5 separate regions of the Mus musculus genome follow, and regions 2, 3, 4 and 5 are each linked to region 1. Evidence: chromatin loops called from intact Hi-C (ENCODE). Cell type or tissue: left cerebral cortex. All regions are shown on one strand. Links, peaks and the distances in the headings refer to the core of each region. The heading gives the core; the rest is flanking DNA. Region 1 holds the start of Gm31903 (a long non-coding RNA gene). Region 2 overlaps Nrxn1 (neurexin I). Region 3 has its middle 150 kb from the start of Lhcgr. Region 4 overlaps Lhcgr (luteinizing hormone/choriogonadotropin receptor). Region 5 overlaps Nrxn1 (neurexin I).

The links. Hi-C counts contacts between places; a loop is a spot of excess contacts. Peaks named below come from ENCODE experiments on the same cell type or tissue, not always from the same donor. Only the 100,000 strongest peaks of a DNase experiment are listed, where the experiment ranks them.
Region 2: it touches region 1 in a loop (12-fold over the local background); 7 of 42 quality-filtered maps call a loop at or near these places.
Region 3: a loop joins it to region 1, with 4 times the contacts of the local background. A loop is called at or near these places in 3 of 42 quality-filtered maps.
Region 4: it touches region 1 in a loop (12-fold over the local background); 29 of 42 quality-filtered maps call a loop at or near these places.
Region 5: it touches region 1 in a loop (7-fold over the local background); 13 of 42 quality-filtered maps call a loop at or near these places.

What each region holds. Positions count from the first base shown.
Region 1 is chr17:88,648,617-88,654,971 of GRCm38, forward strand. It overlaps Gm31903 (a long non-coding RNA gene), which reads right to left and starts at 5,446. Exons shown (of 3, transcript XR_385909.2): 1 at 5,336-5,446; 2 at 5,074-5,225; 3 at 4,413-4,756. Gm38460 (a long non-coding RNA gene) reads left to right here and starts at 5,288. Exons shown (of 3, transcript XR_385907.2): 1 at 5,288-5,357. In left cerebral cortex, for the core only: CTCF peaks have their summits at 3,586 (motif pointing right) and 4,525 (motif pointing right); DNase peaks (open chromatin) are centred at 3,583, 4,082 and 4,532; H3K4me3 peaks cover 944 bases; H3K27ac peaks cover 476 bases.
Region 2 is chr17:90,581,588-90,587,942 of GRCm38, forward strand. The region is part of intron 15 of Nrxn1 (neurexin I); the gene reads right to left. Among named protein-coding and RNA genes, the nearest start is that of Gm32337, 120 kb to the left of the region's middle. In left cerebral cortex, for the core only: CTCF peaks have their summits at 2,688 (motif pointing right) and 3,553 (motif pointing left); DNase peaks (open chromatin) are centred at 1,732, 2,733, 3,530 and 4,010; H3K4me3 peaks cover 446 bases; H3K27ac peaks cover 3,113 bases.
Region 3 is chr17:88,935,323-88,941,677 of GRCm38, forward strand. No RefSeq gene overlaps it. Among named protein-coding and RNA genes, the nearest start is that of Lhcgr, 150 kb to the left of the region's middle. In left cerebral cortex, for the core only: no CTCF peak of the experiment used is centred there; a DNase peak (open chromatin) is centred at 2,586.
Region 4 is chr17:88,750,884-88,757,238 of GRCm38, forward strand. It overlaps Lhcgr (luteinizing hormone/choriogonadotropin receptor), which reads right to left. Exons shown (of 11, transcript NM_013582.3): 8 at 4,668-4,742; 9 at 2,861-3,046. Among named protein-coding and RNA genes, the nearest start is that of Lhcgr, 38 kb to the right of the region's middle. In left cerebral cortex, for the core only: a CTCF peak has its summit at 2,434 (motif pointing left); a DNase peak (open chromatin) is centred at 2,416.
Region 5 is chr17:90,498,639-90,504,993 of GRCm38, forward strand. The region is part of intron 17 of Nrxn1 (neurexin I); the gene reads right to left. Gm32337 (a long non-coding RNA gene) reads left to right here. Exons shown (of 2, transcript XR_877116.3): 2 at 1-6,355. Among named protein-coding and RNA genes, the nearest start is that of Gm32337, 40 kb to the left of the region's middle. In left cerebral cortex, for the core only: CTCF peaks have their summits at 2,627 (motif pointing left) and 2,827; DNase peaks (open chromatin) are centred at 2,612 and 4,754; H3K27ac peaks cover 1,458 bases.

The sequences.
Region 1 (6,355 bases), core at 748-5,747:
TTGAAGTCCTGGAGATTGGAGAAGAATCTACAACCACTCTGTTGTTGAGTCATCATGATTCAGTAAATAGTCTAACAAGCATTTGTCTTAGTGTGTGTAGTCTATTGCTGTAAGGAGACACTATGATCACAGCAACTCTTATAAAGGAAAGCACTTAATGGGACTTGCTTATGGTTTCAGAGGTTTAGTCCGTTATCAGCATGGTGGCACACAGACATGCTACCGAAGAGTCTTCTGAGAGCTCTACATCTGCATCCTAAGGCAGCAGGAAGGACAGAGCCTCTGAACCTGGCTTGGGCTTCTGAGACCTCAAAGCACATCACCAGTGACACATTTTCCCCAACAAGGCCACAGCCACTACAACAAGGCCACATCCACTCCAACAAGACCACACCCACTCCAACAAGACCACACCCCTTAATCCTTTCAAATAGTGTCACTTTCTAAGTATTCATGTATATGAGCATATGGGGGCCATTTTTATTCAAACCACCACAGTCTTTATATCCACAGATAAATATAGTCTAAATCCCTTATCAAGGAAGCTTCTCTCTGTAACAGATGGAGACCACTATAGAAAACCACAACCATTCAAAATGCAGAGTTATTGAGTCCGGTCTCAAAGGGTACATCTACAGAGCACTCCTGCACCCGAAGCTCAGGGAACATTGCAGAAGGAGGGGCCAGAAAGATGTAAGCGTGAAAATCGCAGGGAGTTTGCTGTGAAATTATGTTTCCCAGGAACATTGAAGCTACACCCATAAAGTCTCACCAACATGGCTGCCGAAACATGAGCTGAACAAAGATGACACCAATAGACACGCCAAAGTGGGCAGAGAAGAGCCCACAAGGGCTCAGCCCTACACAAAGAACTACAGGCAACTGAAGAAAGCTGGGATTGGGAGCGTACCTACCATTAGCTGTCGAATACCAGATGATCAGCCCTAAAAACATACATATAGCAACTTTATGCTGATGGAGCTTATAATTAGTGATATCTATCTATGTGCGTATATATGGAACAACAATGAAAATAAGCCATAAATCTGAAAGAGAGCAAGAAGGAATATATGGGAGGGCTTGGAGGGAGGAGAGAGAAGGGAGAAATGTTATAATTATACTCCCAAAAAGAAAATAAAAATAGTTATAATTATGACACAGGAATATGAAATGAACACATGAATAGGAATAAAATGTGAATTCTTTTTAACTCGTTAAGTACTGAGGGAACTGGTAAGATGTGTTATAAATGGGTTGAAGAAGCATCAAAGAGCAGAGACATAGGAAGTAGGAGCTTCTGAAACAAAGTAACAAAAAGATCAGCGTTCTGAAACAGAGTAACAAAAAGATCAGTGGTTTCAGCCTGGGGTCATGACCTCTTTGGGAGTCAAACGATCCTTTCACAAGGGTTGTCTATTAGATATTTACACTATAATTCATAACAGTAGCAAATTACAGTTATGAAGTAGCAACAAAATATTATGATTAGGGACCAGCACACCGTGAGGAGCCATGGTAAAGGCTTGCAGCCTTAGGTAGGTGGAGAACCACTGTGCTAGATGCTCTGAGCCTCTGCTGACAAATGGCCAACACAATCCTCTTAGCCTAACACAATCAGTTTGCCTTTCTGTGGACAAGGGTCATGTTCATTAACATCAGTTTTCTTCAACTTATAGAACTGATAAACAATTCTAAGATAAAGTGTGTTGCTTAAGGTTTTGTGTTTTGTGTTGTTGTTGTTGTTGTTTCCACTCTAACATAAGCTAGAGCCATCTGGGAAGAGGAATCCTCAATTGAGAAAATGTCTCCATATGACTGGGCAAGTCTGGGGACATTTTCTTGATTAATGACTGACATGGGAGGGCCTCGACCACTGGGGGTGGTGCCACTCCTGGGCAGGTGACCTCGGGCTATATAAACCAATCAAACAGAGCAAATCCTGCAGAGCACACCAGTGAGCATGCTCACCTCTCCGTGGCTCTGGATTGGCTCCTGCCTCCAGTTTTCTGTCTGGAATTCCTGCCCTGACTTCCTCGGATGATTGACTGTGATTAGGCCACGTAAAGCAAAATAGACCCTGTTCTCCTCAAGTTGACTTTGGTCTTTATCTTTGTCACAGCGAGAGACACCAAACTAAGACCTAAGGAAAAACACTGATGGCCTCAGTGAATGAGCGCCAAAGTCCTTTTGTCGTTTTCCTTTTTTTGAGAATTAAAGATTACATTTTATTTATGTATTTTTCTTTTCTTTTCTTTGTCTTTCTCTATCTGTCTCTCTGTCCCTGTCTCTGTCTGTCCTTCTGTTTGACTCTTTGTTCCTGTCTCTGTCTCTCTATCTCTCTGTCCCTGTTTCTGTCTGTCTCTGTGTCTGTGGATGTCTTTGTGTCCATCTTTCTGTCTGTCTCTGTATGTGTGTCTCCCAGAGACTAAACTCAGGTTGTAAGTCAGGATGGCAGGTGCTTTTACCTGTTGGGCCATCTCTCTAGCCCTACAATTTTTCTTGACCATAGGACAAACTTTGTCCACAGAATAGAATCATACACTGTTGCAATATAAAAACAATGCGTATTTAAAAAGTCCTTTCTATCCCTCATAAGAAAGCGGGTATTTGATGAATTCAGTTTTTATTTAGCTGTTAAGGCTGATATCTCAAAACAGCATATAAAGGACAGTAAGTAAACAAAAAAAAAAAAAGTGAAAATCCCAAAACAAAACAGAATTGCACCAGTTCTTTGTGGGGACCAGGCTGTAGAGCATTGTTTTAGACCCTCCTTATAATCACAGAGCTTTCCTTGAATTGTTGAGGAGCGAAGGACTGAGTGGCATCAATGGTCCTCGTTGGTTCTCTGCCAATCAATTCTTCCATGCCCCTCCCCCACTCAATCAGCTCTCTCCAGCTTCACCTTCACCTACTCTTTCCTATTCCTTTCCCTGGACATGGCCATTCCTTCTGGAGGCCCCTTCCTATTGATTGATTGACCTTAAGCCAGGGCTTTGGTGTGGGGTCACGTGTACTTGGTGAGGTGTTAGCGTTACCAGTGTGGGTCACTTGTGGTGAGCATGCCATGAATTCAACCTGATTACCTGAATATTTTCCCTCAGTTACATGAAATGAGGATTTCTTTTTCTTGTTATAAGTAAATTAGTAAATCCCTGCTTTAACTGGTATTGAAATATGAATGTATCTATAATTAATTTTCCGAATATTGGGGTTGAACCCAGGATTTTACACCCACTCATAGCACGCTGCCTCAAATTCATCATTCATAACCAATAATTAATTTTAAAAAGGGTACTGGCTGGTTGTGAAGCAAGTAGTCAAGTTCCAGAATAAAATCTGCTGGTTATAGTGTGCCTTTAAAATCACTGCTGCCCACGGTTTGCAGGATTAAAGTTGACGTGAATGAAACGCGCCCTTCCACTTTGAGGTTTGCCATCTACCCTTCAGGTATTGGCACCATCATGGTCTTCCAGACCTCAAGAGAAAATGCAGCTTTTAAAGTAATATGATGTGTGCTGACAGGTTCTAGCTGCACGAGCTAGGAAAGCCAAAAAATTGATTTGTAGTGCACACTTGAACAGCAGATGGCGCTCTCAGGCAAGCCGCTGCTACCCGGAGTCAGAAGCAGTGTGTTTGGTGCTTGAATTTTGATTAATAAAAGATTTTGAGGACACTTTATAAGCATTTCAAAGCATTGTGAGTCCGGTGGAGCATAATTAAAATTAATGCAGTAGACGGTCTCTTTAAAGTATTTCTAATGCTGTGTCTAAAATTGCTGTTGAATACAATTTTACACATCCAAAAGATTTAAATACTACGCTTATCTCTAAGCATTTCTAACTATTAAAGGGACAGGAAAATGTGTCCTTTTTTTCTTCATTTTCAAACAAACGCTTTACAATCACTTATATGTTAAATCCTTATACTTAAAAAATACTTGTAAAATAATCCATCAATTCTTCACATGTCTCAGTGTCGGAGAAAGCAAATGCATGCTTGCCAAATACTCCATGCTGCCTTGACCCAGGGGCAAGCCTTTGTTATCTTAGTCGTTAGAAAGCTTTCTCCCGTGCCCAGGAACCTCTCTGAGTGGATTTAACCATTCCTTCATAAAGCGCATCTGAATGCTTTCTTTCTAAATTTCTTCACATCAGAAACAAGCTGTAAATGCAGTCGAGCCGTTCCTAAAGGTGTCCTTCACACTGCGAGGCCAAAAGGGGGTGCCGTGCCATTTTGAGTGGCCTCAAAATACTATGTCACTGCAATTAGACATCTTGCTGGACACTGAACATCTTGTCGGGCTTCTCATCTTGTGTCTGCAGTCTCTTAGTATTGGGAATAAAGCGATGAAGAAAACAGTGAACTCATCTAAAGGGTCTATAACGGCGGAGGAGGCAGACAACCAACAGATAGCAATTTGTGATTATTGTTATGTAGAAAATCAAAGCAGGCTAAGGTAACAGAGAGCGGTATAAGGAGGTTGCCATGACATCTAGAAGAGAGGAATGGAGCGTTCCAGATCCTGCAGGGTAGAGGGAGTCCAGCAGAGGGCGCTGCGGGAGCGCAGATTCTAGAACAGGTGCTTGTCCTAGCAAGCGGTGCAGATGATTGGAGGGTGGGTGGGTGAGACTCCAGATCAGAGAGGTCGTGAGTGGGTCGGGATGGAGTTGTACTAAGGCTTTCTGGGGAGTCGTCAGAACGTCGGGTGTTGTGTTAAGACGAATCTGCTCAAAGGCTTCAGTGGTGATGTAGAGAACTTACAAACAGAAAAAGCAGTTTAGAGTTTATTGAAATAACCCAGATTATTTAATTTGTTCATGTGGCGATAACAATACATCTTAGGTGGAGTAATTGATAAAGGACAAAAGTTTATTTCTCATTGTTCGGGAGATTGAGAAGTCTAAGGTCCCAGCATTGTGAGTATGGTGAGGTTCCTTTCCATACCCACAGTGCCTCCATACTATGCAATTGCATGGTGGAGGGGGGGAGGAAAGACCCTCCTCAAGTGTCTTTAAAAGGACACCAGGGATACTTATCCCATTGCTAAAAATGGAGGCCAAGGGGTCTCATTACCTGTGAACACCCTTTCTTGCCTTTTAATCCCAGCAGCGTTACAGATGGATTTCAGGGTGTGGATTTCAGGACGATGTTCCCATTGTCCTGAAAGCTGATGTGATTAGGAGTGGTGACCAGAGGTGGAAGATCCTTAGACAAACATATCTGAACTATAGAAAGAAAAGCGTTTGTTGATGGGTTGGGTGTGGGATAGGAAGGATGGAAAAGAAACAAAGATTATCCTGAAAAACTAAAGAGTGGAGCTGTCTTTTATGGTGACCTGGGAGAGAAGGCTTGCTAGGGTAGGTATCCAGGTAGACAGTGGTGGTGGGGGAGAAGCTGCTGCCAGGTAGATCCACTTCCTTTGTGGTTAGGGATGTCCTGGTTCAGAAGGCTGGGGCGGGGCGGGGCGGGGCGGGGCGGGGCTGTAGCTGGGATGTAACCTAGGTAACATAGCTGTATCTTGGTAGCTATGGTTTCTGACTGTTAAGATCCACCCTTTGTGACTCCACATCCTTGAGGCTGGTTCTCCCCACCACATCATAAATTAAGACACCGTGTCTCAATGACCACACATGATCCCTATGAAAAGCTTGTTCAACCCCAAGGGGTCGCGACCCACAGGTTGAGATCCACTTGTCTAGAGCTTCTCTTGTCTCTGCCTTAAATTTCAAACGGTTGCACTAGGCTTGCATGCGTTTGCATTGCTACCTCTGGGGTTTTGTTAAAAACCTGGGTTCTGGGGATCTAACCTTAGGTAACCAGGCTCACATAGCAAGTGTGTTTACTACTGACCGGTCCTCGGCCCTGACTTATTCGTTATTATTGTATTTTATCTTACTGCGGTTATGTGTGCTAAAAAGTTCTTTTCTCCTTTGTTTTCAGTGCTCAGTAGGAGAAGTTTTGTGCCATTTTTCAGCCCATATCACCCATACCATGGACTGCTTGTACTTTAGGTTCTTTGGGTGTGCCAGCTCGTATTTCTTCAGAACTGATTGGCTCGCTACATGATGTTACAGTCATTACAATTTCAAAATTAGTTCTTGGTTGACCTTCGCTGGGTCCACATCAGGTTGTCTTAAGTTATAAAGAAACTTTAGATTTTGTTATTAAATTCAAAGTAATGATGAAGTAGTTAGGGGATTTCAGCCTTCAGAATACATACAATTTCTGAAAATAAAAAAGCACAACACTTAATTCATAGTTTTTCTTTTCTTTTTAAAGATTTATTTATTTATTTTATATTTGCAACTACACCATTGCTCTCTTCAGACACACCAGAAGAGGGCATTGGATCCCA
Region 2 (6,355 bases), core at 764-5,763, 1.9 Mb after region 1:
TTATCTTGACTAGAAGTGAAGAAAGACAGATCTAAGCAAGGGGTTTGCTTCATGAAGATCCTCAATTTTGAATATCATCATTGTCCATGATTCACATTCATGTCCCAGCAAAAGTCAAATAGTTATGTCATGGACCATCAAACCTATCAAAAACAGATGGGAGCATGCCTGCTAACCTTATAAATGCAATGGTTTATGAACAATAGACATAGTGTATCGGTACAGGAACTTACAGTGTCTGAAGTTTCAGAACATCAAAGGACATCAAGGGTGTCTGTGTGTGATGAATGACGAGGAGTCAGGAATTAGGATTGGAGGGGGAGAAGGCACCTCCTACAGATAAACTAGGGTTGTTAGCTTTTGATGTCTTAGCAACTAGTAAGAAATTAAGACGTCCAGATGGGTTGACCTGTGTAAAATTATAATGGAATTTGGTGATGAAATGAAAAGCAGCTGCCCTAGTTGGGGTGAACATTACCAGAAACTCGAATACAGTCTGTGGCTACCTGTGGCTCATCTCCATCTCACATCTAGACTTGCCACTCTCGAGTTCTCTGCTCGTAAATCCACAAATGTTTCGGAATGCTTCTCAGTTGCTGTTTTGGGCCCTCAGTAGCAATCTATTGAGGCTGATATCAACGATAAAATTTGCTTCCCCTGGTCCATGTAAATGATGAATTAGGGGACAGGGAAGATGGCTCAGGGGTTAAAAACACTTATAGACCTAGGTTTGGTTCTTATGCATATAATGGATCATAACCATTAGTGAGTCTGTCCAGGAAATCCAATTACCTCTTCTGACACTGAGGTCTGGCTCCCTGCTCTGTATGTACAGAGTATGCAAGTGGCACACATACATCAATGTGCATGAAGCACTCACACCCGTAAAATAAATACATTTATAACTGATTTTAAAAAGTCAGGTAGTAAGAGGCTGGATCTTGAGAACATTCACATGACACATGACTGGATATGTCACTTATCCGGAGGATGTCACTCTAGGCAGAGAGAGATGGAGGATTTAAACAAGACAGAGTTGTACGTACAGGCTACAGACCTTTAAGCTGCAATAGTGTTTGCTGGCCTGGAGTATGAACATTAAGAGAAGAACACTCAGAATGAACGTTAAACAAATCACAGACAACTGTGTGCATCCGGGAAGGGTATCTTCCTAGAGGTGGGGATGGCGAAAGTGGATTAAAACAAACTGTCGGAGATTTGAGAATCAAGAGGATAGGTTTGGGCTGATTTTGGCAAAGTCTGGGAATCCAATAGATTCAAAAGAAACAATGGTTTTATGTCTCTAATTGTCTTCGCAGTGACTGTGCTGTAACTCTTGTGTGGGGAAGGGAATAACAAAGTTGTCAAGTATTACATTGTCAGACTCACTGCCTTATTGTCACTGTTTTGTGCTGTGGTCCTTGCCTCCAAAGTAGTCCCTTTCCCCACTGAACATCAATTCTCAGCTGCACTGCAGCTAAAAAAAAAAAAATCACTAAAGTGTACTGCCAACCACAGCATCCCCAGCTTCTGCCGATTGTGCAGAGCCCCGCTCGATCAGAGAAGCAAAGCACCCTGCTTCCTTCTGAGACATAGAGATCCTTAGAAGGGCAACACCCTTCTCAGGAGGTTTGTACTGCATGCATGAAAGATCTAATTGGGCATTTATAGCCAATTTATAAAATGAGAGCAGCCACCACAGCTGGGAGAGCACCTGCTGCACTCTAGAGCCCACAGTGGCAGGTCCACTCATTGGGTTTAAATCCCGTGTTTGGGGGAATTTGACAGTGAGATAAAGCAGAGTTCCAAATCTGAACCACTGCCAGTAATGAGATGTTACGTCAGGGCAGTGCCAGCAGGCAGGGAAGAAAGAAGGTCTCAGAAGCATGATGATATTTGGGAAACAGGACTAGGGGGAGGGAGCAGGTGCCAGGGACACCCAGGTCTTCTGGAGATCCCGTGCAGCAATTACAACAAATTCCTACCCCTCTAAGGGCCCTCATGGTTAGCCACTGAAAAGGTGTCTTGTCTCTTCAATTTTCAAATAATCCTTAAAATAACCTCACACAAATTAAGAACGTGTTAGTAAATCTCACTACATCATGACCAAGAGGCCAACAAGAATTTCTTCCACTGTCAATATAAGTCAAATTCTTATCTGAACATTTCCTCTCTGAGCAAAAGGATCTAGGAAAGAACAAAAGAGCTACCCAAAGTCACACATGTCAAGCAATGAAGCTCAGACATGTTTAAATGTGATCAAAACTTTGGAAGTGACAACATTCAATAAAATGTTTTTCAAAGCACAATGTGAAAAGGTAGATCAGGCCGGTGTGCCTCATGTCCAGGTCCAGAGAAAGAGATCCGCTAGGGAACAAACTGATCTGCGTTACAAAAGAAAAGAACATGCATAGGATGTATGCAAATCTCCACTTAGACATGGAATCCGTTGGAATGGAAAGTCCTGGCTGATTAGGGGGCCTTTTACTCGCTTGGCCAAGGGAAACTCAGTAGCCGGCAGTTAGCTACCTTTAGTCGAAGATTTGAATGGAGATACGGAAAATGCTAAAAGATGAGGAAGGAAATTAATTTGGGATTTGTAAGAGGGATAAAGGAGAAGGGGACAAAGTGTTCACCCCCTGGATGACCTAGATGTAGCCAGAGTTACAAGGTGTAATTTTGCTAAGTGGCCACCTGAGGGCACTGTCCGCTATACACCTAGGACCATAGTCGGGCCCCAATCAAATTTTTAAAAGCCTCAATTTGCTGATGGATTAACTTAATTCTTAAATAAGGACACCCATGGAAGATGGAGACCCAAAACTATTCGTCTGTTCTATTTTTATTCTTGAACTACATAAATGAATAAGCAAGACTGACCTCAATTCAAATCCCGGACACTCATAAGGATTACATACAATAACCTCATTTAAATCCATTGAGTATTTAATAGGGACTCAATAAATATCAGCCCCTTTCCATATATTTTAGCATAGAAGTTGCCAAATTAGGACAAGACAAGCACACGGAGGGATTGCATTATTTCACTAAAGGGGTCAGTACTCAAAAGTTCCAGAATAAATAGAGTCATGCTATGAGATCAGTCCAGAGTACATGAATGTTGTGTCTTTCCTTGCGTGTTGCAGCTTGTACTTAATAGCCAAAGGGAATAGACATCGGCAGCTGGGAATAAAGATGAAAACAAATTGTATCAGCAGGGAGAGGCATACACCCAGGAGACTTGGGCAGTGCGAGAAAAGATCGCTAGAACAAGGTCATCAGCACGGAATTTCTTTTCTGGAACTCTCCTTGGGTAGAGGCTTGTTCATGACGATTTCCATATGAATCGAGGTGGGGAGGAGAGAGGTCTGGGTTTCATATTTCCACAATTACAAGATAAAACCCAGTCTTGGACAAAAGCCTGAATGGCTGTCAAGGCTAAATGTGAATTTTACATTCTGGAAACAAAGGCATTCTGTTTGCCTGCACTAGAGGAGCGAATTAATCCCCTCCCCAACACTGTGTAACAGTGCATGGCCCTATGCTGCCCTCTGGTGGTTCTTTTAGGTATAGTAATGTAAGTGAAAACATCAGAAATTTGATTTAGCCAAGTGACTTCAGATGAGGACTGACCAAAGTCAAACCCATTAAAAAGTGAGTTAAAGATTGTATAACATAAATTGTGCCTTGGTTCAGGATGCTCACGACATGTAGTGAGGATCTCTGACTACATCTCTAGTCGTTCCTGGGCATCCTTGGTGAGTTATTCTAAGAAGAACACGGAATTCTGCACTTCAGGAACTACCAGGCATGCAGTGTAGCTAAGCTGACTGCTTTCCCTTAGAGAAGTAAAGATTCTTCATGGATTTGAACAGGGTGTGGATAAGTCAGAATACATTTAATTCTCAGAGGGTGAATGTCAATGAAAATAAACCCACTGACTCAGATACAGTGATTCTCCTGCTTCCTGTATTCCTACGTGACTGGCAGGCACAGTCAGTTCCAGGTGTGAAGCCCTGCATGTCTCATACCCATAAACTCATCCTTAGTTCCCGTGGCTGCCCACGAGGGAAGAAAGAGCAGCCATTGGTTGTTTTCACTTGTTCTTCCTGTATCCTTTAAACAAGGCTTTCTCAAAAAGTCTTCATGCTCAGCCCAGTTGCGGTACCCACACGCAGTGCCATAGCTTTCCTCCCTGTCATGTCCTACATGTGAGTGCTCAGACGCAGTGTGTTCCTTGGGATGGTAACTTCATGGCAGGACCCTCAGCAGGAGTCAGTGCTCAGTAAATAGCATCTGGCTAGCACCGAAGTCCTGCAGAGCAAGGATGTGATGGGTTACATCACGCTCTCCCTCCAGAGTGTTTCTTGGGATTGCTGTTCCTATTAAAAGTCACAAACCCACTTATAACCTGAAACTTCAGCCTAATTTTAGGGAGCAGCTCTTGTTTTGTGACCTCATCTGAGAGGTCTGAAAGCACAGTGGCTTCACAGAATTGAGCAGGATAACTATTGGATTAAATAAATAAATAAATAAATACGTCAACCTGAAGAGGTAGATCTGTAAGTAAGAGTACTGCATACACAAGCATGAAACCCCCAGTTGGTATCCCAGAATCCACACAAACAGCCTTCGTGGCCATGCACATGCCTGTAAATCAGTGCAGAGAGGCAGAGACAAAACAGGAGTATGGCTGGGGATTCCTGGTCCAACGAGAGACTGTGGCTCTAAGGAGTATGATGAAGAATGCCACAGTTAAGACACCCAACACCCTTTTCTAGGGTCCAAACCCACAGCCATACACACGGGAATGTGCCCATGCAGCCACAAACAAACACACACATCTACTCAGCGTGGGGATTAGCCTCTGACTTAAACTGAGTTTTTGGTTTTTTTTTAAACATTTAGTAAGAGTCTTAAACTTAAAATCTGACTTTGTCCACTCTTCATGTAATTAATTCATGGTTTCGGCATTTCTTTATTATGGAAAATGCTTTTCTTTTCATCAGTACTAAAAGTAGTCCATGTATTAAGAAAATGTGTCTAAGATTTGTACAGGCACACACTCGTCTCAGAAAGAACCCTCTTGTAGCATACTATCAAGCTTATATCCATTGCAATAAATAAAAAGCAAATGTTTGCTTTTAGGAATTGCTGTTCCAAACATCTGAAGAGTCACAGCCCATGGAATTTCATTGTTCATGATGACAAACTGTGACTATAAGTATTAAATCCTTCAAGCAATGCTTCTAGTCATCTGAATCTCTGACATGCCCTCTGAGGTCTCTCAGGAGGATCATGTATGTGCCTTGAAAACTCTCTGACATAAACCAGGCATTATTTTATTAGCTCATAGTTGGCCTGGCCAGTATACTGAACTTCAGGCTTCCCCTTTCCTTAGAAATGGCCTCCTGAGTCCACCATGCAAATGAGGGCATCCTCTGAATACCAAATACATAGCTCACTTCTGTCTCAGAGAAGACAGAGAAACAGAGAAGCTTATTAAACTGCATTCCTTTGAGTCTCCTGTTAGGTTTGCAAAAGAGAGAGAGAGCCCTTTGAACTTAACAAGGGGCTTCCTATGAAAGAAGGGAAACACCATTAACACATATTTTACATGTGACAAACTAGGATCCAGCATTGTAAATATGAACCACAATTACATAAAGCAAAATATTTTCTTATTTCAGCCTGTTTAAAAGGCATTTTTTCCCTCTAGAATGACAACTCTTAGATTTTCCTTCTCCATTTCTGTAACTCTCCAATGCATTTATTTCTTGAATCAAATGAACGGGCTCCATCAATATAAATCCGTTTTTTAAAAGGAAATATGCCTGTAATGATATCTGAGAGGCTTTGCCACGCACCAGGACAAAGCAGGGGAGAAGAGAGGGAGCTGTGCTTAAATCTGGGTTTACTCCTCTGCCCTCTAGAAGCTACTCCATCCCTTGGTGAGATGTCCAAGCCTCTCAGTGACAGTTCAATGTCAGCTTCTCCAGTGTCTTTTTGTCCGGATCCGTATGACAGGATATGTGGCTATGGTTCTCACATTGGAGCCATGCAAGTAGAATCTAATGTTATTTTATCCTATTGCTAACTTGTCTTCTAAAGCACTAGAAAAATGAAATCTCAATAACGAAAAAATGTCTGCTAAGCCTTTCCCAACAGCTCACTAAGCATCATTCATATGTGTGTGTGTGTGTGTGTGTGTGTGTGTGTGTGTGTGTGTGACACAGAGAGAAACAGATAGGAAGATAGATAGATAGATAAATAGATAGATAGATAGATAGATAGATAGATAGATAGATAGATAGAGATAGATAGATGACAAAGATAGAGGGATAAGTAACAGGAA
Region 3 (6,355 bases), core at 416-5,415, 290 kb after region 1:
CAAACTTCCAATGTACAAAGCACAAAGGCAAAATCTTTATTCCAAACAGAAGGACCAGGAAAGCATCAAGGTAAGACTGGACCAAAGCAAGACTGCAGCCTGGAAGGGCAATATCTGAGGCACAGGGTGTGTCATCAGTGGGCCCCAGTGGGCTCTGTCAGTCCTACCCCTATGGTGTTGTCATCTGAAATACATAGTGTCTTTCATAACTGGTTTCATTTTGTACCTGTTGGTTTCCTCAAGAATAGTTTCCACATTCCTGCATCTCCAACATCCTGGATTCGTTGGTGTCTGTTGCAACAATAGAGTTACCTTCACAGCCTCATGTATAGCCTGCTGAGACTTCCTGAGGGGATCTCTTACATATCACTTGACTCTGCAGGCTTTTCTCTGAAATATTAGTGAAATTCCCCTTATGGATTTTTCACTCATGGAAAAACCAGTGCCACGTGAAAATGCCAAGTTCTCCTGCTACCTTGAAAAGTAGCCACATTAAAATATTGATACCCACTGAGGATAAAGTATTCGACACATGATCATGTGACAGATATTTCCAATTGAAACTATAAAATGGCCAGATTGGAGCTATTTACACTCTGGCTTGGGGTCTTGTGATCTCTCAAAGGCACACCCCCAATGACAAGTCCCATCTTTTAAAGTTTTTCCAATAGTACCAGCCAAGGGCAAATTCTTTAGTCTATCCATTGATTTAATACACTGGTTTGGGGGCCTTTCTTACCTAGTTCCCAGGCACACTGACTCACAATTCCTTAGGCCAAGAGAATTTTACACTGGCTATCACCCTCAACATTACTTACATGTTTCTTCCATGAATGTTTACGTCAGCTGGTAGCCATCTTCTTATCCAATATGCACTCCCTTATCCTGGCAGTTCAGGGAAGTTCAGCAGATATCTAGGCTTAACTTATGGCTACTATTTCACATGTCAGTCATCTTACTTAAAGACTGGCTAATGGAAGAAAACTCTGTGATTTGTTAATTCATTAAATTGCTCCAGTTGCAGGATTTTCTCCCCTATTTTGAATTAAGCTAACCAGTATGGATATTTCACCCAGCGTTGTGTCTCCTCATACCTAATTTGTCAGTGTTCTTGCCTCTTATCAGGTTCCTTGGTCTCTGTGATTGTGTCTACGTATGCTTTTGGCCCATTTTACTTGTCTGGATTTTATCAAGATTTTATACCATGTCTCACAGTGTGGGGAGGACATTAGGACCTATAGCCATGTCCTAGCTTATTCTAGCAAGGCAGTCTACCACCCAGTTTCTGTTAACTGCCAATGGCTTATAGTGAGGTCTATCTTCATTTAATTTCCACTGCTGTGATAAAATAAAAACCCAACTTAGGGGGAAAAGTGTTTATTTTAGCTCAAAATAATTTACAGTCAGTCGATTGTTTCAGGAAATCAAGGCAGCAGGATCTTGAAGCAGCTAGTCACATAACATCACAGACAAGAGCCGAGAGCAGTGAATTACTACATGTCTGTGCGCAGTCTACTCTCTCCACCCCTACCTACACTGGTCAGAGCCCCCCATGCCTGTTAATGTAGTGAAGATAATTCCCACAGACATCTCACTCTTGCAGGCCAGTCCTGTCAAGGCAGTCCCTCCCTGAGAGTCTTGCCAGGTGGTTCTACGTTATATCAAACACAATCAAAACTCAGAGTCTAATTTGCCTCCTCATTGCTAATGCCTGGACCTTGTAAATATGCAAATGAACTCTTGCATTTCTTCATGGCTCTGATTCCCAAGTCCCTGATTCTTTCAAAGCTTTCTGGCCGACACTTGCTGGGCTTTCAGAAGCATGGTAGTCCTTATTTCTTAGGCAGGCCAGTATTCCCTAGTGACGGCTTTGCCTTTCAAGCTAGTTTTTCTGATACAGATTGAAAAGTCTGTTTTGAAATTCAAAAGCTGCAAATGAACTGGGTACTTTTTTCTCTTTATATTCTTGCTATAAAAGTAATTTCTTTTTTGAGCATCAAATAAATGCTCCTATTTTATAGGGGAGAGTCAAAACAGGGGGATATGAAGAGAAGTGGTTTTGTTTTTTTCCTAGCATTCTTCACTGTCAGGCTCAGACCAAGTACCACTGTGGAAATTACATGTGGAAGCCACTGATGTCTCTGTATAGAAGTGTAGGTGTATTCTCTGAACTCTAGGTCCATCATCTGAGCATCAGGTGAGATTTGGGACTGTCAGCCTGCTCACCACTCAACTCAAAACCTAAGCACTGATCTGGCAAACACACTTGTTCTACAGATTCCCATTAGTGGTTCAATAATCTGAGGAGACACAAGGCAGCAAGGAGCGTTCTAAAACATGCACTGAGTGACAAAGGGCCATAGCTGGCTCTTGGTTCTCTTTGATGAGTATGGTAATACAGGATCCGTGAGAGTTTGGATATTGCCATGGGAACTTGTGGTTCCAAATTCTTTTGTTCTTTACATAGATTTTGCATCCACGTGGGTAAAATAGAAAGATCATCTGCACTGCATTGGAATGTGGAAGCTTCCTTGCAAGAACCCACCCCCCCCCCACCCCCCGCCAGCATTTCCCTCAAACAAGGAGTAGCTGTAGTTCTGACACAGCACAGAGGGAGCTCTGTGTTGCCATGGTGAGGCAGAGGCTCTGAGAAGCCCTAGGCTGGTATATGCAGCACTGGGTCAGAAGTTCCCAGCGGAGCAGGCCAGCTCGACTGAGGAAAACAAATACATTAAACATAACAAGCTGGAAATTCTCTTTTGTCACCTTATCAGGTTGTCAGGGAATTTGCGTGTTTTTATAATTTGCAAAGCATATCTGAATCTTCCTTGTCAGAATTGATTATTTTGCGACTCTAACAGTAATGCACTCAGTCAGTCCCCTAAACTGTGGAGATTCCTGAGTTGAAAGCAGATGGCAAGATTTCATACTCATTTGGCTCCCAGGGAAGCCCGGCACATTGTTGCTGCTCTAGAGACAGAGGTAATGTCATTAGGGTCACTGTGTCAATTTATTCTTCTCAGAGAAGGACACAAGAGAAAAATGTAAATCAGGCTTAGCCAAATCTTTTCATGGTTCAGGCTGATGGCAGGGCATTGGCCCTGGAGCTTGATGTCCTGGAGAAAGCCTTCGTAAATGGATTTATCAGGCACAAGGGGGCTGTCAAGTCCAGTGATCCATTTACTTCACAGTAAGGAAGTCAAGGCCTAGAGAAGTGAACTGACTTGCTGAAATGACACAGCTGCCTGATGCCTGGTCGAAATGAAACACTGATTTGAGAAATTTCTTTTCATGTAAAACACACAAAGATCATAGCTAGAATGTAGGCCCTGACTTAGGAGAGTGGAGGTGTGAACTGGGGAGTCTGCATTTCTGCTATGTGCCCTTGGGATTTTTATGTTCAAGTTTCCTAGGTAGCACTGATTGTTTTTTTCTTCTTATTTAAATAAGTCAGGTAGCAGGAATCCTAAACTGAATTCCTTAGCGTTGAAGCTTTGGGGTAACGGGTAGGGAGACTTGCACTGGAACACTTTATGCAATTTTCTCACCTCTCTCCTTGCTCAGGGTTGAGTGTATAAACCATGTTAAAAAGTAGAAAATTAGCAAGAGATTTTTCAGTGGTCTCCTGGAGAGAGGAGAGGAATAAAGAGAGAGAGAGAAAGAGAGAGAGAGAGAGAGAGAGAGAGAGAGAGAGATAGATTATTCTAGGTATTGTCTAGTATGTCTAACTGGATTATTTCATTGCTGTAGTGGCTATTTAAAAAAAAATTAAAGTTATTTTGTGTGTATGCAGGAAGTGCTGTGTCATGCATTTGGAAGTAAGACGTCAACCCTCAGAGTCAGTTCTCGCCTTCCACTGTGTGGTACAGAAAACGAACTCGGTTCCCCGGGCTTCACAAGTGCCCTTGGCTCCTGGGCCTTCTTGAGAGCACCAGTGACCCCTTTACCAACTGTCTTCCAATCTCTGTAAGTTGAGGTGCAATGTGTAATGCAGGGGGTGCCTGGCTCTTGGAAATTAAAATAGGTTGCCCTATGAAATCCAAGTGATTATTGCTAGATGTTGACCATGGTTGGTTGGTTGTAAATTCGTCTCAGGGTTTGTTTAAGCATGTGTTTTGAATTTTCTTCTGAATGCATCATAAAGTCTTGCTGGTTCTCATGTTAATTAATGGGCTGATAAAATATTTAGCACATGTTCATTTTATATTTAATTTTTTTCAAGAGTTACACGTTGGTTTTTTTTTAAGCCATTCTTTAAAAGTAACTTTAATTATTTGGCTTATTTCTTCCCAAGGAGATAAGATCTACACTGCTCTTTAATTTGAAAATCCAAACATGTGGTACATTTACACGATGGAGTACTACTCAGCTATCAAAAACACTGAATTTATGAAATTCTTAGGCAAATGGATGGATCTAGAGGATATCATCCTGAGTGAGGTAACCCAATCACGAAAGAACACACATGATATGCACCCACTGATAAGTGGATTTTAGCCCAGAAACTTAAAACTACTCAAGATACAAGTTGCAAAACACATGAAACTCAAGAAGAAGGAAGACCAAAGTGTGGATACTTCATTCCTTCTTAGAATGGGGACAGAAAATACCCATGGAAGGAGTTACAGAGACAAAGTTCAGAGCTGAGACGGAAGGAAGGAACACCCAGAGACTGCCCCACCTGGGGATCCATCCCATAAACAATCCCAGTCACTATTGCATATGCCAGCAAGATTTTGCAGACAGAACCCTGATATAGCTGTCTCTTGTGAGGCTATGCCAGTGCCTGGCCAATACAGAAGTGGATGTTCACAGTCATCTATTGGATGGAACACAGGGCCCCCAATGAAGGAGGTAGAGAAAGTACCCAAGGAGCTGAAGGGGTCTGCAACCTTATAGGAGGAACAACAATATGAACTAACCAGTACCCCCAGAGCTTGTGTCTCTAGCTGCATATGTAGCAGAAGATGGCCTAGTCGGCCATCAATGGGAGGAGAGGCCCTTGGTCTTGTGAAGATCATATGCCCCAGTACAGGGGAATGCCTGGGCCAGGAAGCTGGAGTGGGTGGGTTGGGGAGCAGGGCGGGGGGAGTGTATAGGAGAATTTTGGGATACCATTTGAAATGTAAATGAAGAAAATATCTATTAAAAATTGTTTTTGAAAAAAAGTGAAAATCCAAACATTTAGTACTAGAGAATGTTGAGGAGCTTTTAAAGAATGCCGAGTTACAGAAATCTCAGGGAACTGCAGACATTTGCTCAGAGGCATGTGTCTAGGAGGGAGTGGATCAAGGGCACTTTCTATCCCTCATTTGTCCTCTTCATTCTTTGCAAGTTTAGATGACTCAAGTTTCACCATTAACCTAACTATGAATTGGCCAGTGATGGAGAACAGACATGAAAGGAGGGCCCGCAGAAGGGCTGCTGTTTGCCCACTTGAGGGCACATTCTGTGCAGGGGTCAGAGAACACATTAAGGCTTTTTGATATGTGTAAGCAGAGTTGATTCCAAGAGGTGTCTCTGTAGGTAAATGGTTCTGGCCACTGATTCACTCAGGCATGGCCTTGGGGACAATGGTGCTGATGATAAACCTTGGCAAGAACATGTTTTGAACTCAGAAACTCTGGTTTTAATTATGTTCTGTCACTGACAAAGTACACATATTTTGTGGAACTTTTTGACTTCCTTGGGATGAAAAAAATCCAAAGAACTTGGTAGCACAATCTTCCGGCATTGCAACTGAAAAGCACCACGCAGTTGCTAGCAACTATTCACCGAATAGTATTTCTACTTCCTTCTCTTTTTCTTTTTTGCTCCTTTAAAAAGAGAAACATCATTTATAGTCAACTTGACTTACTTAGAAGTGCGCCCATGCTCAATGGCCTTCATTGAATACTTAGGACCCCATTATTATTTGGGAACGATAGGGTTTCCAGAAATGGATACATCCCTACCCCTCGTTACAATGAATGACAGTTTAATTAATGAGAGGGTAGTAACAAATCAAAACACTGGGCCAGTCGGGTAAGAGTTTGGAGAACTGAGGTGTTAGAGGGGATTGGCACAGGCAACGGTGGGCATGGTGTGAACAGAAGTGAGGTGGTGGGAAAGTAGTTGGTATGTTGAGCAACAGACACAGACAACAAAAGCACTGGACAGGAAAACCTTAGATCAGTGGTTCTCAACCTGTGGGTCTCGACCCCTTTGGGGGTTGAACAACCCTTTCCCGGGTGTTACATATCAGATACCCTGCAGATATGATATTTAAATTATGATTCATAAGCTTAGCAAATTGAAGTTATGAAGTAGCAACAAAAATAATGTTAAAATTGTGGTCAACCCCATGTGAGGTACT
Region 4 (6,355 bases), core at 440-5,439, 100 kb after region 1:
GCTCTGTTATCCAGCAGCAGCGAAACAGGTCCTTGTAGTAATGGTAGTGTGCAAATGCAGAAAGATGGGGATTTGACCACATGACCTTTCAAAGACTAACCCTCTTGTTATTCTAGACACTGTTGCGTTTGTAAACTTGGACTGAGTCTCTGTTCCTGTCCCAGTCCCCACCCACCTCATGTTTAATGGGGGAGGGTAGTTCTGGCACAGTATTTGCAGACAAGTCCACAGTTAACAGGAACTTGACCTCCGAATGATAACACTGGATGATACACATTCTATCTCCACAGTTACCAAAAATATCTTAGAAAGCTGTGCCCATAGAGAAAGGACCCAAGGAGCCAAAGGGGTTTGCAGCCCCATAGGAGGAACCACAATATGAGCCAATCAGAACCCCCAGAGCTCCCAGGGACTAAACTACCAACCAAAGAGTACACATGGAGGGACTCAAGGCTCCAGCCATATATGTAGCAGAGGATGGCCTTGTGGGACATCAGTGAGAGGAGAGGCCCTTGGTCTTGTGGAGGCTTTATGGCCCAGTGTAGGGGAATGCCAGGACAGGGAAGTGGGAGTGGGTGGGTAAGTGAGCAGTGGGAGGGGGAATGGGATAGGGGGGTTTTGGAGGGGAAATGAGGAAAGGGGATAACATTTGAAATGTAAATAAAGAAAAAAGCTAGTTAAAAGAAAGAAAGAAAGAAAGAAAGAAAGAAAGAAAGAAAGAAAGAAAGGAAGAAAGAAAGCAAGCAAGCAAGCAAGCTGTGCCCAGGCAGCCAAGTGTGTCATCTATAGAACGCCTCAGTTTGCAACCAGATCCCACGGACTGATCTTCAACTCTTCATCTTCATGGCCTCTAAGGCGTCCTTGGGCTTTATGGTCCCAGAAGCACCCGCAACAGAGTAGACATAGCCAAGCTCACTCAAGACAATGTGTGTGATGATGTTCACAGATAGCTCAGACAGTCATAGTCTCTAACCCCCTTTCCACCCTCCTAGAATAAAAGGCTTTGAAGTAAACAGTCATGATTTCAGGAGGCATTTGACCTCTTCACTACAAAAGTTAAGTAGGTGACCAGAACCAGCCTTACCCTAAACCACTATGTCTGTCTGTCTGTCTGTCTGTCTGTCTGCCTGCCTGCCTGTCTGTCTTTTACCAGCTTTGCCACCTTCAACCCACCCTTCATTCTGCTGCCCTATTGAGGTTTCATAAAATCAAATTTGCACAATCTCACTTTTAAGTCTTTGAAGCTCTACCTCCTCTGACTCCCTTGGGCGGGTACTCAGAGCCCACCTTGGCCTACCAGTGCCTTGGGCTGCTGCTTCTGTGGGTAATCTTCCCTCATTACCCACAGTCTTCCTGTGCTTGCTTTCGAATAACATCCATCTAGTGTCTCTTTCCCCATGCCTTCACAGGAGACATTCCATCTTGGCTTGACTCCTCCCCCGCCCCAAGCCTTTTGTGAGAAGCTCAGTTAAGGTCATTTCCCCTAGGAAGTCTCCCATGAGCCCCTCTACAGCCTAGAGCGTTTTGTCCCTCTCTTTGTTGACACACCCCCTTGGCGCTCCTTTATGCCGCCTGTCCACTCTGTGAGGGCTGAGATGACTGCCCGTCTTTCCAAGCCTGGCATCCTGGAACATGGCTAGTGCTCAGCTCAAGTCGTCTGAAGCTCAGTCAATGATGTAGAACTTGAGCTGGATTTGGTGGCCAAGGCCTTTGATCCCAGTACTCAGAAGGCAGAGCCAAGTGTATCTCTGTGTGTTCAAGGCCAGTCTGGTCTGCAGAGTGAGTTCAGGACAGCCAGGGCTATATAGTGAGATCCCATCTCACCACCCCCTCAAAAAAGGGGGTGGGGGTAGAGCCTTAAGCACAGCAAGTGCGTTTGTCTTCTCTGTTCCAAATATTTAGGTAGAACCAAGTCTTCTCAAGGCTTCCTTTCTCTCTCTTTCTCTCCCCCTCCCCCACCCCGCCCCCTCCAGCCTGGTTGATCAGCTATAAATATGTTAATTCCAAACAAAGGCAGTGGCAGCCTGATGTGTTCCACAGTGCCTTAGTATCTAATGAATTGATTGAGCACATCTCGGCAGTAATGACTCTTCAGAGCATTGCATTTTCCCACTGGGAGCAGTGTATTGGGCAATAAGAAAAGCAGAGAACATCAAAGCTTGCAGTGAAAACAAGCTAGAGACAAGGGTGGGAGAGCAGGAAGTGTTAGGTGACTGCACCACACCTTTGCAAAGCTAGCTGTTGCTTTTTCTTTCTTTTATACATGTGACACGTGTTGGGTCCGGATGCAGAATGGTGCCTCTCAGCTAGAAAACTCCCGAGAAAGAATGCTGTAAGGAATGAAATTCTGCCCCCTAATTGCTGCCACCCTCTCCTTCACCCACCACACCCGCAGCCTGGGGTGCAGAGAAGCGATCAGGCGCCCTCTGCTGCACGCAGGCGCTCTGGTCGTTTTCATAGGGCTCCCTAACCGATCTGTAGTGGAAACGTTTCTGTTCGGAAATGGAAGTTGCTTTCCGTGGAAGACAAATCGCTTAAAAACAAAGCAAAACAAAACAAGCCCAAAACCAAACCACGTGGTACTCTGACAATTATTAAATTCAAGATTGAGTAAAATGTTTTCTGCTGAGAGAACGGGCTTTGACAGCAGGTTTTACAAAGGTGCTGCAGCGGTACTTAAGCGTTTGGCAGGTTTATGAGGCGCAGGGCCCAGCACATGGAGACGTCAAGATGAGGAACAGCTCATTTTGGTTTTGTCTAAAAGCTACTCCACGACTGCAGCGGGGCACCGTGGGCCACGGGACTAGATCTAGATCCCAGCTTCTCTGCAGCAACACGGTCCCCTCTCCTGCTCACTTACTCTTTCTTCGGCAAATTCCTGAAAGCACAGCAGTGGCTAGGGTAGGTCAGCGTGGCAACCAGTAGGCTGGTGAATTTTTCTCTGGAGGGCAGAGTTTTCAGTGAGTAGGATGACGTGGCGATGAGCGTCTGAATGGACTCCAGCCCGTGGCTCGGCAGGGCCTGCAATTTGGTGGAAGAGACATCCCTGAACCGCAAAGGGGAGAGAGGCCCTTTATTGACTGATTTTACACATTTTACTCCAAGGCCCTCCCCTAGGGTCCGAGAAATCTCTCCTCCATTTTGTTTTTCCTACAATCCATCGTTTCTTTCATCATGATCTGAATTCCTAAGAACTATTGTGGGATTTTCATCTTACAGGCACCCACTACTCTTTTCAAGGTTGCCTGTGGATCTTTGTACCCTCCATATGGTCACTAGAATTTTTCTCTGCTATGTCTTTATTCCTCTGTAGCTCTGACTCCTTCCCTCTGCCTCTCCCTCCTTATGTCTACTCTACACCCCTTCCTCTCTCCTACCCTCTCCCTATTTTACAAAACCCTACTGCTCGCTTCCTAAAACAGTGTGCACATAGGTGACATCAGCTTTTGTGTTCTGGCCCAGGGGGAAATATTCAGGGCTTTGATGCCTCTGTGTCTGATTGATTAAGCTCTGCAGGGGAGGTTTTCATAAAGTGCAGATGATCCACCCTATTAAGAGTTTCATGTGGCACTAGCTATCATCCACCCAGGACGCTGAGCACACATGCTCTAATAACTAGTTAGATGTGTCCATCCAAAGCAAGCAAACACCATGCCGAGCTAGCACAGCTGCGCGGGAGGCTCAGGGCTTTAAACAAAGCTCCTTGGTTTTACTAGACTCGAGGCAAACTCTAAGGAAGCCCCAAATGTACAACATTTCAGGAAGAGGGGGTTTGGCAGGAGTTTTAGTTTTTAAACCATGCTCATATTCTAAGAGGTCAATGCCCAACCCTTTCCCAGCAGCATGCCCTCCTTGATAGTCTGCCCCCCCCCTGGGAGGCTCAGGGCCTGATACAAGGAGGGAGTGATGGCAGTGGGAGGCAGGGAAGGGCAGGAGTATGAACTGGAATGTACCAGGGTCCAAGTTCCTGGGAGAACAGTGGAAACAGGAGCCTGTGTCCCACGGGCTCTAGGCCACCTCCGGCTTCTGGTACTTGCCGATTAGGAAGGCAGTGCTCTGTTCTGCCTTAGGGTCTTGTACGGATCGTTAGATCGGGCCGCAGACTTTTCCCAGACATGGAGGAGGTTGTAGTTTGTTTTCTGAGTGGCCGCACGTGTCTGGGACGTCATCGCCCAGTGAAATGAAACCTACTATTGGGGTTCTGCTAACTGGCCATATTACCAAGCTGTCTTCTGAGTGTCTGTGTTTTTACTTAAAGCCCCGAGAGTCTCTCAGCATTGGTTGGAGAAGTTTTTATGTGCATCGAAGCCCAACTCGTGGAGGGTTCGAGACCGACTCCTCATAGGATTATAGGGAGAATCCACCTGCAACCTCTCAGCCGCGGCCATCCAAATGCTAGGCGCAGTTCAGGTCAGAGTGGGTTCTCCGAGTGAGTGCCGGGGCGGGGCGTGGGGGGAGCGACCACCCTGTAGCACACGAGGCCATACCCTGTGTTTGGCATTACTGGTTGACTTATGGCTACGTCAGAGGCAGCGCTTCATGTTGGTAGGACAGGCCTGGCACATTTGATCCTTTTCAACTATAGATGTTGCAAGCCCGGCTGGCAGTGACAGCAGGGTTGTTAGGGTGCACTTTGTGGGGAGAGGAGGCTGTACCACAGTACTCACAGGATGCTGGGCCCCGTGGCCCCCTGGAAGGTGCCACTGTGCATCTTCTCCAGGTAGATGTTTTCTTTTAACTCCCTGTGAGGGAAAAACCAGTTTCCTTAGTCACACCTGCCTGCGCTTCACACCAACTTTCACAGCTGTGTGTGCACACGGGTGTGGTGGGGCGGAGGGGTTGGGGGAGGGGTGAGACAAACTAGAAAATGATAGCGTTCTTGGTGAAACTGTGGAGTCGCTAGTGCGTGTATTTGGCTTCAGCTAGTGTTCGTCCTTTCCTGTCATTTGGTGAAACCCTTTTTGTCCCATGATTTAACAGATTCTCCTGTTGGATTAGGGAGAACTTGCTACAAGCAGCTTGGGGAGGAGTCAAATGCTCCTCGGGCTGCTCAAGGCTACTGGGTCCAAGTGCAGTGAACTCCTTATCCGTCTGAGGTTTTGTGACCTTGGAGGCCTCAGAATTTGTCAAAAACCACAAACCAAACAAAAGAGTGAGGCTTCTAAGTGGTTCTTCTCATAGCATAATCTGATCCCTTTGAGATGTGAGTTCTCAGTGGGCAAGTTCAGAGAGTAGTCACTGCCTGCGTCCAGGTGGCTGAAGTCACAAAGGACTGTCTCTGTTGGGAAGATCCCAGAATCCTTGTTCTGCTCCTCCAATCTCCGTCCTTTCTCTTAACAAAAGAACACTCTGAATTTCCTCCTGTTTTATCCAAGCCTTCTTTCTTTGACCCTCACATTCTCAAAGTTCTGAAAAGCTCTATTTCCCAGCTTGTCTGGGCATATCTCTTCAATGGCTGGTCCTCTTGCCGGCTTCTGCCTGGGATACATTTTCCTTCTACTTTTGTCTATCCACGTTAGATTGGCTCAAAGCCTGCATCTCCTCTCCCCACTGTCATTTAACCCTTTCCTGCCTCTGAAGTTCTGGAGGACCTGCTTGCTCTCAGGCTAAGCACAGCATACTGCCTTCAGTTACCTACAGTTCACACACTGTTTGGAATTGCCTTTTCCTGCGCTGTGAATCCCCATGGGAAAACCCTACAGCTTACAGCTCACTCCTTTTCATCTCTGCTGGAACACAGCATGCGGCCTTCAGCACAGCTGTGGTTTGTTGCATGAATCACAGAAGGGGGCACCTGAGAGTGGACCAAGGTGGCTGGGATGCTCCTCCCCTAAACTTGGGGTTCTTATCAATGAACTCTTTGTGCAACTCTCAAGTGAACAAGACAGTTTCTTCAGTATGTGGTAGGATCTAGACCCTGAGCTGCGTGCATACAAACCTTTATCTACTCATTCACAAGAATCATGGGATAAACTTAATCAATGTTGCATCATGCTAAGCACTAAGGGTACAAATCCGACCTTCTCACTTGCTGGATCAATCCTCAGAATAAATAATCCTCTATCTGCAGCCTTGCTCACAAATGAGGGCACAGTGGCTTGGGCAGGTTAACTTGTTCAAGGTGATATAAGTTGATAGATAGTGAACCCTAGGCCTTGGCTCTCATCTGCTAAACTGTACAGCATGCTATCAGCACAGTGGGCTCCTTGGTTTAAGATCTACAGTTAAAAATCATTAGTATATTATTTAGACCTGAGATACTTAGTCTCAGACCTTGACATATGAGGGTCTTCTGGGAGCCTCTTAAAAGCACAAATTCTTAGCCCCTTTGAGATCCGCCAAGGCAAAGAAAGCC
Region 5 (6,355 bases), core at 508-5,507, 1.8 Mb after region 1:
TGTAGGTGGTGCGCCTGCAATGGATTCCCAGAGGTTGGAGGTTACATGTAACACACCTGGGCTAGTGCTCTGCCAGGCAGCCTAGTTCAGGTACACAGTAATGAAACGACCTCAGAGATCTCTGGGGTAGTGAGCTCTATAGGTTCCGTTCAGGATCCCTCTCTCAAGTACAATGATCTTTGCCTGATTTTCAAAATCGTCAGCTAACCAACGTAATAACTCTAATTTAAATATTCTCTCATGGCTTTAGAAGTCATTTGACCTTTGTTGTCCTCATCCTTACTTCCTGTATAGACAGGAAGTAAGGACTGAATATAAAACATCAAGACGAACACAAAAGAAGCCACCTCCCAGATAAAGACCAGAAGTCCTTCCCACCACACACTCATGCAACTAAAACACATAGGAGAAAACCTGCAGTGTCTAAACTTGAGAAATGTAGATGCTACACAAATGTCCAATAAAGGGCAATTCGAGTGTGGACCAAGGCTTAATTAAGGCCTTCTCTCTCTGCTCAATTGTCATACCTACTTTCAGAAGTAAAGGTTTCACTTTGTTAATAAACTGTCTCTACTCTATGTCTAATACATGTCTCTAATGCAATCCTTAGTCCTGAGATAATGATAGCCTCAGATGGGCACCTTCTAAATTCAGATCTGCAGGGAGACACTAAGCATGCCTTTCTCTCCCATTTTCTTTATCCCCATTTTTGGATATTGGCCAAAGACTTAAACATGCATTCTCTGATTACTGGTCTCTCTCTTTCTATGAAGTTCTATTATTCCCCTCCTATCATACACTGCTTGCTGATCTCCATTGCTGAACTACTGGTGTCCTGTGATCCTAAATCAAAAAGTCCTGTAATTCTCTCTTCCTCTTTACCACTTCCCTCCTCCAGAAGCTGCTGAGAATTTTCTTGCTTATCCTCTTGTTTTTCTCTCAATAAAATGGCCCTTGAGCTTCTAAGCCAACTCGAAATTATTTTATTAATGAGATTGTCCTAGTTAGGGTTTCCATTGCTGAGAAGAGACACCAAGACCAAGGCGTCTCTTATAAGGGGCATCATTTAATTGGGGCTGGCTTATAGGTTCAGAGGATTATTCTATTATCACCATGGCAGGAAGCATAGCAGCATCCAGGCAGGTACAATGCTGGAGACGGAGCAAGAGGTCTGATCTTGATCTGAAGGCAGTCAGGAGAAGACTGTCTTCAGTGCAGCTAGGAAGAGGGTCTCAAAGTGACACACTTCTTCCAACAAGGCCACACCTGCTCTAACAACGCTACAACCTCCTAATAGTGGCACTCCCTGGGCCAAGCATGTACAACCCACCACAGAGACCAAGAAACCCAAAGAGAACCTCAGATCCAGCAGTAACTACGAAACTGCTAAACCTTTCAGGTTCCTTTTCAGAACTTTGATGTGCGTTTTGTGTATGCGTGAGTATTTGGAGTGGAGGTACACGTGCCTGTGGATTGGGGTGTGTGTATGTGTGTGTGTATGTGTGTGTGTGTGTGTGTGTGTGTGTGTGTGTGTGTGTGTGTGTGTGTGTATAGGCCACAGGAAGACATTGGGACATTGATGTTCTGTTCTGTCACTGCCCACTTTATTTCTCTGAGATAGATTCTCTCACTGAACCTGGAGTTCATGGTCTTCTTTGTATGTTTGTGGGTTTGATTGTTTGTTTGTGTTTTGCTAGGATGGCTGGCAGCGATCCATCCTATCTTCCTATCTTTGCCTGCTAGGTATTTTTCTATGGATATTGGAGATCCATTCTCAGGTCTAGGACCAGGATACTGGACAGTCCTTTCATGTTGAAATCATCTTGGAGGAGCACAAAGCCTGGGACTGGTATTTTCTTTTCTTACAAAGAGAAATGTCTCATTTAACAACTTAGGCTAGACCATGGTGAATTTCCTAATGTACTTTGTTATGTTATCAAATGAAAAGCAGTCCAGCCTTTGCCCTTCTCCTGCCTTAGGTTGGTTACCTCCATCCCAGGTTACTTCTCTTACCTTGCTGACCTAACCGTGAGGGAAGTTTTCGGAAAGCAGGCAGGTTTGGCAGATGAGGAAGCTCAATTTGCAATTGCCTTGAAGAGCGGCTGTTCTTCACTGTGGATGCGTGGATGTGACAATAAGGGGAGGCACACTGTTTATCTTTGCAAAATATGAGTCTGTGGCAGAGAAAAGAAGGCTTGTCCCATAGGTGCCAAGGAATCAAAGCCACACTGCCTTTATGTCTTTGATGTATTTCATTAATGTAATACATTCATTAATTAAAAAGAATACTTAGGGAAGTTTTTTTTAATGTGAGATGCATTTGCCGTATCAGCCATATTCCTCTTTCTCCAATGCTTCTTTTCTTCACATTAAAAACAATGAATGAAACCAAACAAACCTTTACCTAAATAATGATGCTAGTCACAAAGTATATTTCCAATAATGAATATCAGCTGTCAATCTAATAAATGTGAATAAGGACTTACTAAAATATTAACAATAAACAAACAAACAAACAGACAGACATGATTAGGAGGTAATGTCACTTTGGATTCTTAGGTAACAGGCTGAGCTGATTTTCCAGTACCTTAATGCCCCCTGCTGGCAATTCTTGGAAGTGGCATATTCTAGGCAGAAATATAAAAGGGAGCCAGCCATCTCTTTAAAAGTCTTAGAGAAAGGATTAAGAGATAAAGATTAAAGATAAAGATTGTGTTTTGCCTGGGTTTATTTTCTTGACTGTAACTATCAGTAGAGGAAGTATGTGAGGACTGTGCTATGTGTAAGGAATCCTCACTTCATTGCAAGGGGGATGGTCCTAGTGGTGAAAACAGGGCTTGACTGGAGAGTGTTAGCTATTGATTCCGTTCATTCTGCTAACCTAGCTCTGCGCAGCCTCCAGTGAACGTCAGTCCTATGTTCTTCGTGCAGACACATTTTTATGCATCAAGTGTAAGGAAAGAGGATATATATTTGTCGAAGGTGCTATGCCAGTATCGCACCATTTTCTCTAAGTACTACAGCCAAGGAGGGAGCTATTAGAAAAAAATATATGTAGAGAAAGGGTTTGTATAGTGTTTTCCCTTGCTGAATCACAAGCATTCAAAGAAGACACAATTTCTAACTACATATCTTGGTATCTATGGTGATTGAGAGTTTTGCTGGTTATAGTAGCCTGGGCTGTCGTTTGTGTTCTCTTAGGGTCTGTATGACATCTGCCCAGGATTGTCTATTCTTTCTTTGCATAACTGTATTTGCAACTTTAGGGCATTAATAAGTAAAGGCTACTTAATTTCTCAATAATCAATCTGATAAAAAAAAATATCGAATACTGACAGGAGTCTAATGGTCATCACATAGGACAACACATCCCAGGAGAACACAGGATTTTATGACATTTCTGAAGGTAATTCAGACAGGGTGGAATGTGAAGTTTAAGAATTATTTACTTCTAGGAATTTCCACTTAATTTTTTACAGTGTAATTGGTGACAGATGAGTAATTCTCCAGAAAAGTCAAACCTTAGACAGGGATACTAGCAAATATCCTCAAATTGGTCTCTACTGAGTAGAGATATAAGGGGATAAACCTACAGGAGACAGGGGCACTTGATGGCTCTGGGGACTTTAGTCCTCCGGTCTCCAGCTTTTTGTTAGACTTTAAGGAGCAACAGCTGTATCACTTGAACCCTTTTGTACTAAGTAAGGAGTCCAGAATTTCCTTCTAAGATGTAGACTCCTCATTTTCCCACCAGTCCATGTACTTATTTTTCATGTATATTACTGCATACATTTATTCACTGGTGAGAACTGCTATTCTTATACAGCACCTCAGACAAGGCACCACTCAACACTTGATAAACACACATGAAAGAGGTTTTTCTAGTGGGTTTTATTTTCTCACTGTATTTACAGCTACAGTACTTGAAAAGATGAGATTGGTAACTGGGGAAACAGGTCAGGGATGAAGTACACTGGCTGTTCTTCCAGAGGACCAGTATTCAATTCCTAGCACCTATGTGGGGGCTCACAGCTATCAGTAATTCCAATCTCAGGTGATCTGTTGCCCTCTTCCGGCTTATAGGAGCACTGCATGCACATGATGCATTGACACCCATGAATATACCTATGAAAAGCTAAATAAATAGATAATTTAAGAATTATATTTTTAAAAGGAAAAACAGAGAAATGGCAAACTGGGAAACGAACCTGTGGCTAACAATAATTAATTGTCATGATCCACACTTAAAACTACAATAATAAAATTAATTTTTCTACGTATACTATACTACTTCAAATATTTTATAACATTTTGCCACCAATTATAAGACAGTCCTATGTATTTATATGTGTACTTAGTATCTATATTGAAATAACTATACAATTCAAAGTCCAGTAGGTTTTTGAAAAATATAATATGGCTGTAAATTCCTTAAATATATAATCTAACTTGGCATGGTAGTACATGCCTGTAACACTTGTACTTCAGAGGTAGATAGTCCGGAATTCAAAGTCATTTTCAAATACCCAGAGAGTCTGAAGCTACGTGACTCATCTCAAAATTCAAGAGTACGTGTGTACCTGCATACATATGTGCACATATACGGCCCCTCACCCCACACATATACAGACAAGGAAGTACAAGTGCATATCTCCAATAATTTGTCAGTTCCTCCTAACATAAAGTATTGTTCTGGCTTGTTATAATTGGGCTGTAGTACGAACAAGTATGCCAGAACTCTGGAGATAATTTTAAGATGAGTTACGAGCAGTCTGGCAGATAGGAAAAGAAAGAATCTATGTCATTTTCCTGACACAACACCATTCTGAACCGAATTGCCACCCCCACCTGTTCTGTCTTCTTCCTCCACTTCTGTTGTCCTGTGTTTTGTGTGTCCATAGAGGGCTCTATCTGATATGCTGAAATATCTTCATACCCATGCTTCACGTAAGATATTAGCCATTACTAAATAATTAATTATTCTATTATTTAGTAATCTGGCAATACATCTAATTAAGCAGTGGACACTAGGTTGTGTGAGCTCTTTCTTGACCGTGCCACCAAGATCCACTGAGTTTTCAACAGAGAAACTAGCTTAATTCTGGAGGAATTAAAGTAGTGGCAAAACAGAATCAAGATTTCACGTGGGAGTAAATATTTCATTACTGGCACTTCCTGCAGTTAAGATGAAAAGAGTTTTAAGGAGTGTGTGAGTGACATTTTAGGACCCAGATCCTCTTGAATATCTGTTAAGCCCTTCCAATCTCCTTTAGCCCCTTGTCTCCTTGAAACATAGGCTTCAGTTCCTTGGGCCAGATCTGCTAGCTTACTCCCTCATAGAACTGATAAAATCACTCAAAAGGACAGGTATCAGAGTTGGCACAGAGTTTTCTGAATCCTCTTAAAACACTGGGATAGAATTTTCTTGTCCACTTAGGTTGGATGCAGAGGAGCTGCAGTAAATCACTCAACAAGCACAGTAATCCTGACTCCCTGGTCTATGGGAGGGGGCGGTCCTAGTGGTGAAAACAGGGCTTGACTGGAGAGCGTGAGGTACTGATTCTGTTCATTCTGCTAACCTAGCTCTGCGCAGCCTCCAGTGAACGTCAGTCCTATGTTCTTCGTGCAGACACATTTTTATGCATCAAGTGTAAGAAAAGAGGATATATATTTGTCGAAGGTGCTATGCCAGTATCGCACCATTTTCTCTAAGTACTACAGCCAAGGAGGGAGCTATTAGAAAAAAAATATATATGTAGAGAAAGAGTTTGTATAGTGTTTTCCCTTGCTGAATCACAAGCATTCAAAGAAGAAGAAATCACAATTTCTAACTACATATCTTGGTTTACATTTAAAACAAGACCTTGGGGGAAAATTTACAATTGTATACCCGGAGATAAAAACTCTTTAACCAATAGAACATTGATTTGCAGATTTTCAATGAAAAATAGGCTCAAGAATATGCCTACCAAACAGCAATGAAAGCTGAGATGAGAATTAAAGACAAAGGGCAAAATAAAATGGTATTACAATCACTGCCGCCTCTTCAGATCAAAGGCCATGGCAGAGAAATTAACAGGCTTTGAGAAGTAGAAACAAAATAAAGATCCCTTAAATCAATGGGAACTTAGGGAGAAACAGGGTTTATCAATAGACAGAAAATATGGGGGGGGATCATCATATCTCTGAAGTGGAAATAATTAATATGAGCAAATCTTATCAGTATCTTTGCTTTCAAACTCTTCTCACCTTTCCTTTTACCCGATGAAACAGTGTGACACAAACTATGTGAGAACCAAGGAATTATTTCAGCTCAAGTGGACATCTGAGTCTAGCGCTCTGATTTAGGGGTTTA